Regions from separate parts of the Homo sapiens genome. Here region 2 is linked to region 1. Evidence: chromatin contacts called from ENCODE Hi-C or POLR2A ChIA-PET data. All regions are on one chromosome and are shown on one strand. The core of a region is the stretch at or near the end of the contact, and the rest is flanking DNA. Distances in the headings are between cores, read along the strand shown.

What was found. Hi-C counts contacts between places; a loop is a spot of excess contacts on that map. ChIA-PET counts read pairs that join two places held with the same protein, here RNA polymerase II (POLR2A). Pooled maps may share reads with other maps.
Region 2: a loop to region 1 is called in a pooled map, with 3 times the contacts of the local background. The contact joins two enhancer-like sites. A Hi-C loop is called at or near these places in 1 of 168 maps with a recorded cell type or tissue (naive thymus-derived CD4-positive, alpha-beta T cell) and 6 of 50 pooled maps. POLR2A ChIA-PET finds 5 or more read pairs at or near these places in 5 of 52 experiments (B cell, GM12878, activated CD4-positive, alpha-beta T cell and 2 more).

The regions. Positions count from the first base shown.
Region 1 is chr16:84,560,946-84,564,035 of GRCh38, forward strand. No RefSeq gene overlaps it. Among named protein-coding and RNA genes, the nearest start is that of COTL1, 56 kb to the right of the region's middle. RefSeq lists enhancers at 276-1,043, 1,044-1,811. Within about 2 kb of position 1,631, at least 4 of the 41 ENCODE cell types and tissues checked have a DNase peak (open chromatin) inside an H3K27ac peak, as active enhancers do; they include B cell and GM12878, where a contact is called at or near this core.
Region 2 is chr16:84,724,933-84,728,117 of GRCh38, forward strand. The region is part of intron 1 of USP10 (ubiquitin specific peptidase 10); the gene reads left to right. It overlaps LOC124903737 (a long non-coding RNA gene), which reads right to left. Exons shown (of 3, transcript XR_007065154.1): 3 at 2,549-3,185. Among named protein-coding and RNA genes, the nearest start is that of USP10, 27 kb to the left of the region's middle. RefSeq lists enhancers at 1,131-1,425, 1,550-1,599, 1,825-2,325. Within about 2 kb of position 1,764, at least 20 of the 41 ENCODE cell types and tissues checked have a DNase peak (open chromatin) inside an H3K27ac peak, as active enhancers do; they include B cell and GM12878, where a contact is called at or near this core.

The DNA of each region.
Region 1 (3,090 bases), core at 381-2,880:
ACCCGGGAGGCGGAGGTTGCCGTGAGGCGAGATCACACCACTGCACTCCAGCCTGGGCGACAGAGTGAGACTCCGTTGCAAAAAACAAAACAAAACAAAACAAAACAAAACACACACACAAATTAGCTGGGCATGGTGGTGGGTGCTTATAATCCCAGCTACTTGGGAGGCTGAGGCAGGAGAATCGCTTGAACCTGGGAGGCAGAGATCGTGCCACTGCATTCCTGCCTGGGCAACAGAGGGAGACTCTGCTTCAAAAAAAAAAAAAAAAGAAAAGAAAAGAAAAAAAAAAGGAATTCATTTACATTCAAACAAAAATGGAATGTTGCAGGTGCCTCATCTGTCAGGCTGGGAGGAATCTCGGAGCTGAAAGCAACCCAAGCTTCTCTCGCTCCCAGGAAGTCTCACTGTATTGATGCCACCTGGTCAGCACAGTGCACCGCAGACCAGAACTCCTGGGCTCAAGGTGTCTCCTGCCTGAGCCTCAAATACCTAGGACTACAGGTGTGCGCACTGCGCCTGGCTAGCTTTTGTTTTTATGCTGTTGGGACACCTGGCCATGGTGAAGTTTGGCCGCCTGGTCCTTCTTCCTCTTTGGATAGCAACCTGGATTACTGAAATTCCTGCTCCATCCTTCCTCCAGCCTGCAGGGAGCACCTGCTGAGGGAGTGCTGGGGAGTGCTGTTGTCCTGGTCCATGAGGCAGCTGAGGACCCCGGCAGACTAGCCAGTCTCTTTCCATTGCACAGAATGTTAGGGCTCACTCATTCATTCACTTCTGTGAAATCCTACAGCATGACCTCATGAAAAGATGCTTGAACCCGGCACTGCCTGGGTTCAAATCCTGGCTCAGCTGTTTCCTAGGTGTGTGTGGTAGGCTGTATTTCTCTTCACAAACGTTTGGTGACCCCCCTTGCAAGAGACTGGTACATCCCTGCCCGGCTGAACCTCGTATAGCTGTGTGACTTACCTTGGGAACTCTTCAGAGGAGGCAAGCATCCTGCCTAAGGTCACACGGCCTGTAGGCGGGGAACTCGGGTTCCAACCGTTCCCCTCACACTGTGCTGGCTCCCAGTCCCAGCCCCACCTTCCCAACAGGGATCGAAGAGCCATGTCTTTTGCTCCCTCCCAGACCCTGCCCAGGTGGAGACATTTGTGTACCCAAAGTGATGCCAGCCAAGCCCTAGATTCGTAGCAGCAGCCCACGGGCGGCGACACTGACAAGCAGGGGTAGAAGGATCAGACGGCTCTGTCACTGCCTCGGGGTTAGGCCTGAGCTGTTCATGGCCACAGCCCTTGCTCCAAACGAGGATGGTCCCCCAGGACTGTGCAGAGTCCCCATCGGAATCTAACAGATCACATCACGCTAAGCACCTGGCAAGGCTCAGCTCACTTAGTCCTTGTAATAAATGCATGAGGGAAGTGCTGTGATCTTTAGAGGGGGAAACTGAGGCTCAGAGAGGTGACACTACTGGCCAAGGTCATCTGGCGGGTGAACCACGGACCTCGGACTCAAACCTGAGCCCAAGGCTGAGCTCTGAGCCACGGCTGTGCTGCCTACTGTCTCTTACTGAGTCATCTGGTGGCCGCGGCCGTTTCTGGTTCTTTCAAAAAATTCTTTCTACATCACTTGGACTATGCACATTTTCTGCTTCTTGTTTCTCTCTTTTATGGTTCACTAAGAAATGGGGAACAGAAAGATTTCAACGAGGGCAGCCCATCCTCAGGGCAGGAGCTGCACGGGAACTTTCCCCCAGCCAGGGCCGCACCCTGGGCCTGGACTCCCTCACCAGCCCCAGATAACCTCTGGGGTATAAACACCTGGCACAGCTGAGAAATAGGGCTGAGTGTGGTGGTTCACGCCTGTAATCCCAGCACTTTGGGAGGCCGAGGTGGGTGGATCACAAGGTCAGGAGTTAGACACCAGCCTGGCCAACATGGTGAAACCCTGTCTCTACTAAAAACACAAAAATTCGCTGGGCATGGTGGCGGGCACCTGTAACCCCAGCTACTGGGGAGGCTGAGGCAGGAGAATCGCTGCAACCCAGGAGGCGGAGGTTGCAGTGGGCCGACATAGCGCCATTGCACTCCAGCCTGGGTGACCGAGCAAGACTCTGTCTCAGAAAAAAAAAAAAAAGGCAAGGTTTCTCTGCCTTCAGTGGTCTCATGATCCCTTGGGATCCCCAGCAAAGGCCCAAGCTGCAGTTTTCAAGTTAAAGCCAAGCTCCTTGACACACGAACAAGCTGCTTCAGACCCTGGCTCACCCGTGGGCAAACATTCCATGGAGCTTATGTCCACGCTTTCCTGTTCCTCCCCTCCTTTCCCCGCGTTCTCAGCTCAGGTACCACCTCCTTAGGGAAGCCCTCCCCCATACCCTAGCCAGATCCAGGGCCCTTGTGAGCTCTCATGGAACCTGGGCTTTTTTCTCTGAAGGAGACTTATCCTCATCTGGAAACACACACCCTCTGGTGGGACAAGCTGATTAATATCCATCATCCCTGCTAGACTCAGCCTCCTTGAGGGTGGGGGCTGTCTGAGTTTGTTCATCATCAAATCCCCATACCTAGGCCAGTGCCTGGCACATAGTAGGTGCTCAATAAACCTGTCTGCACTTGCCCTTCAAGATTCCAGTCATGGCTGGGTGCAGTGGCTCACGCCTGTAAGCCCTACACTCTGAGAGGTTGAGGTGGGAGGATCGCTCAAGTCCAGGAGTTTGAGACCAGCCTGGGCAGCATAGGGAGACCTCCTATCTAAAAAAATACAAAACTTAGCTGGGCATGGTGGTGCACACCTGTAGTCCCAGCTACTCAGGAGGCTGAGGCAGAAGGATCGATTGAGCCCAGGAGATGGAGACTGCAGTGAGCTGTGATTGTGCCGCTGCACTCCAGCCTGGGTGGCAGAGTGAGACCCTGTCTCAAAACTAACAAAATGAAAACAAACAAGATTCCACTCACGAGAGGAACCCACAGAGGGAGAGGCAGGCCTCCCTTCCAGCCCCTCCTGCCCGGGATCAGGGCCACTTCTGCAGCTGTCTGGAAAGGAAAAGCTGGCGTTCGTTGAGTCTGGCACTCCAATTTCACTCACTAGTCT
Region 2 (3,185 bases), core at 514-3,013, 160 kb after region 1:
TAGCACCCATAACTTACTGGGCTTTGATTCATAAAGCCTAGTAAAGAAATTAAAATTTTTATTTTGATATAAGTACTGACCTTTTTTAAAACTTTATTGAGATATAATTCACATGCTGTGGAGTTTGTGTATTTGAATAAATATGCATTTCAGTGGTTTTTAGTGTATTCACAAAGTTTTGCAGCTAACACCGTAGTCCATTTTAGAACATTTCATCATCCCCAAAAGAAAGCTCATGTTCATTAGCAGTCACCGCCTCCCGCTCCCCCATTCTCCTCTCCTCCCAGCCCTTGGCAACCATGATCTTTCTGTGTCTGGTAATTTGCCTATTCTTGGCATTTCATATGAATGGAAGAAACAATTTATGGCTCTTTGTGTGTGGCTTTAACTTAGTATAATGTTTTCAAAGTCATCCTGTTGTAGCATGCATTAGTCTGATGACATTTTCTTTTTCTTTTTCTCTTTCTTTTCTTTTTTCTTTTTTGAGACGGAGTTTTGCTCTTGTTACCCGGGCTGGAGTGCAAATGGCACGATTTCCGCTCACTGCAACCTCTGCCTGCTGGGTTCAAGCAATTCTCCTGCCTCAGCCTCCTGAGTAGCTGAGATTAGAGGCGCCTGCCACCATGCCCGGCTAATTTTTTTTTGTGTTTTTAGTAGAGACAGGGTTTCACCATGTTGGCAGTCTGTTCTCTGACTCCTGACCTCAGGTGATCCACCCGCCTCGGCCCCCCAGAGTGCTGGGATTACAGGTGTGAGCCACCGTGCCCGGCCTGTCTGACGACATTTTCAAACCCGTGTTTCTTAATCCTTTTTAGATCCAAGAGATCCTTTTGGAGATGGGAAGAATTTTAGAAGTTGTCTGGTCCAACATACCTTCATTTTGTAGATGAGATTAAGGCTTTAATCATGCCAAACAGTCTATTGCTCTTTTCATGTTTCCCCAAATTGAGCTTATTTGGATCAGGAGAAGAGGGAGAATACTTTATACTTCTCAGCTTCTTGTGTATTTGACTGTGACCTGGTTATACCATTTGCCACTGTGAGGCTTAGCTGTGCATCTGTGAATGGGAGATTGTTCTTAGAGATTGGTCATAGTTGTCCACCTGCCTCGGAAACTGCAGGTACAAATGCAGCAGCAAAGTATTTACATTCTTACTTCAGGGCTGATCTCCTATTTCTATCAGTCCTTTTGAAGGCAGAGAATGTTAATTTGGAACAACCTGCATATTTATTCAAATTTCCAGAGAGATGAAACTTTCAGAATGCTGTGCTGCAGCGCCCCCTAGTGCCGTGCTGTACTGATAGTCCCCAGCGTCTCCTGAAGCCGAAAGTGGCGTTTCCCGCAGTTCCGGCGGGAGAGCTGTAGCCAGCAGGTTGTGCAAGTGAACATTAGACATCTTTTCTCCTTCTCGCCTTCCTTGGGCTGAGATGGAGGAATGTGTCTTTATTGCTGAGGGCAAGGTCTTTGTTTTTCCTTTAGCAGGAACACTGGTTTTCCCACTTCGTCTAAACCTTTGCCCAGGGTTTCTCAACTCAGGCCCCCTGAGGGCCGTAGTGGCCTCCACACACCTCCAGAAGGTAAACTGAGCCAGCTTAGCCAACAGGCTATGCTTCAGGGAGGAAGGTGTCTTTTGTTCCCATCCCTGCTGTGGTGTGGGCTTGCCCCCCTTTTCTCGAAGTGTTTCTTGTATATTTTTTTCCACATCCTCTTGAGAAAGGATCAGAAAGTAAAGATGTGAACAGTGAGAGTTTTGAAAGCCCGGGATGGAGGCCGGATGGGATATGAGGGGAAGTGGTGGAGGGGAATAAATAGCTTCTCTAGTTCACAGTCTTACTTCCCCTAAAAAGGGGAAGAAATGCCTGAAGCCCTTGTACTTTGCTCCCCCGAATCGCAGGCATTTCTGTGCCGTCCCGCCCCTGGGCATTTCCTATGCAACCACAGGACGCGGGAAAGGAGCGTTTGTTACTGCTTTCTGATACCTCCTTTTGACCCCAGTGTTCTGACTCTGGCAGAGTTGCTGAAACCTTAGGGGGCTTCCCAGTCTTTCCTGATGGTATTTGGTGTAGCTGTGGGAAGGGCAGAGTTAGCCGCAGCAGTGTCACAGTTTCTGTGGTGTGGCATGGCTGACAGGGCCTCCAGGTACCTGCTTTTATTTTAATGACAGCCACCAATATGTCCTAAGCTCTGCACTTTCTTTGAAATTACAAGAAACGATGAACTTACTCGTGCTTTTTAGTCTCCCGTGTGAACTGAATTGTTCTGTATTTTATCTTGCTCTGTTATGGGCAAAACTAATTCATGTCATCAGTGGCATTTCCCTCTTCACTAGGTTGTAAATCCTGTGAAGTCAGACACAGCGTTATTTTCATCTTTATTTTACCCAAACACCTACAATTTTCCCCCCTCATGTGACAGCCTTTGAAATAAGTTAATCTTCCAGAGGAGAGAAAACACTAAACAGTCAAACATAAGGAGAGGGTAAAGGTTTTCCTCATAACCTCACAATTTTCAGTGTTAGCTTTAAAAAAACAAACAAACAAACAAACAAACAAACAAAAACTCTTTATTTGCAAATAGTTTGAAACTTGAAAAGTTGCGGAAAGAAAAATAGTACAAAGAATCCCCAGATGGTCCTTTACCCAGATCCACCTGTTGTTAAGATTAAATCCATTTGCTTAATCATTTGTGTGTGCTGGAATTCTCTGTCTGCAAATACACACTCATACGGATACACATACAGACACACAGACATGGGCTAACAAATGCAAATATACAGACATACAATATTTTTCCAAACCCTTTGAGATTTCAGGGAAGATTACATACACTGTAGCCACTTAATCCTAAATTCTTGAATGTGTATTTCCTAAGAATAGGCATATTCTCTTAAATAACCACAGTAATACGTTACCACTTTCACAAATTTACATTGATGCAGTACTTTTTTCTAACCTGTCCATATTCTAATTTTGGGAGTTGACCATATAATGTCCTTTCTAGAATTTTCCCTTCCAGCACAGGATCCAGTCTAGGGTCAGGAAATGTATTTAGTTATCATGTCTCTAGCTTTTTGTAGTCTGGAAGTTTCCCACAGCCTTTCAGGATATTGACTTTTTTGAACAGCAGTTTCTCCTCCCCTCTTTTGATAACATTCCTCATTTTACCAAACACCTAAAATAACATT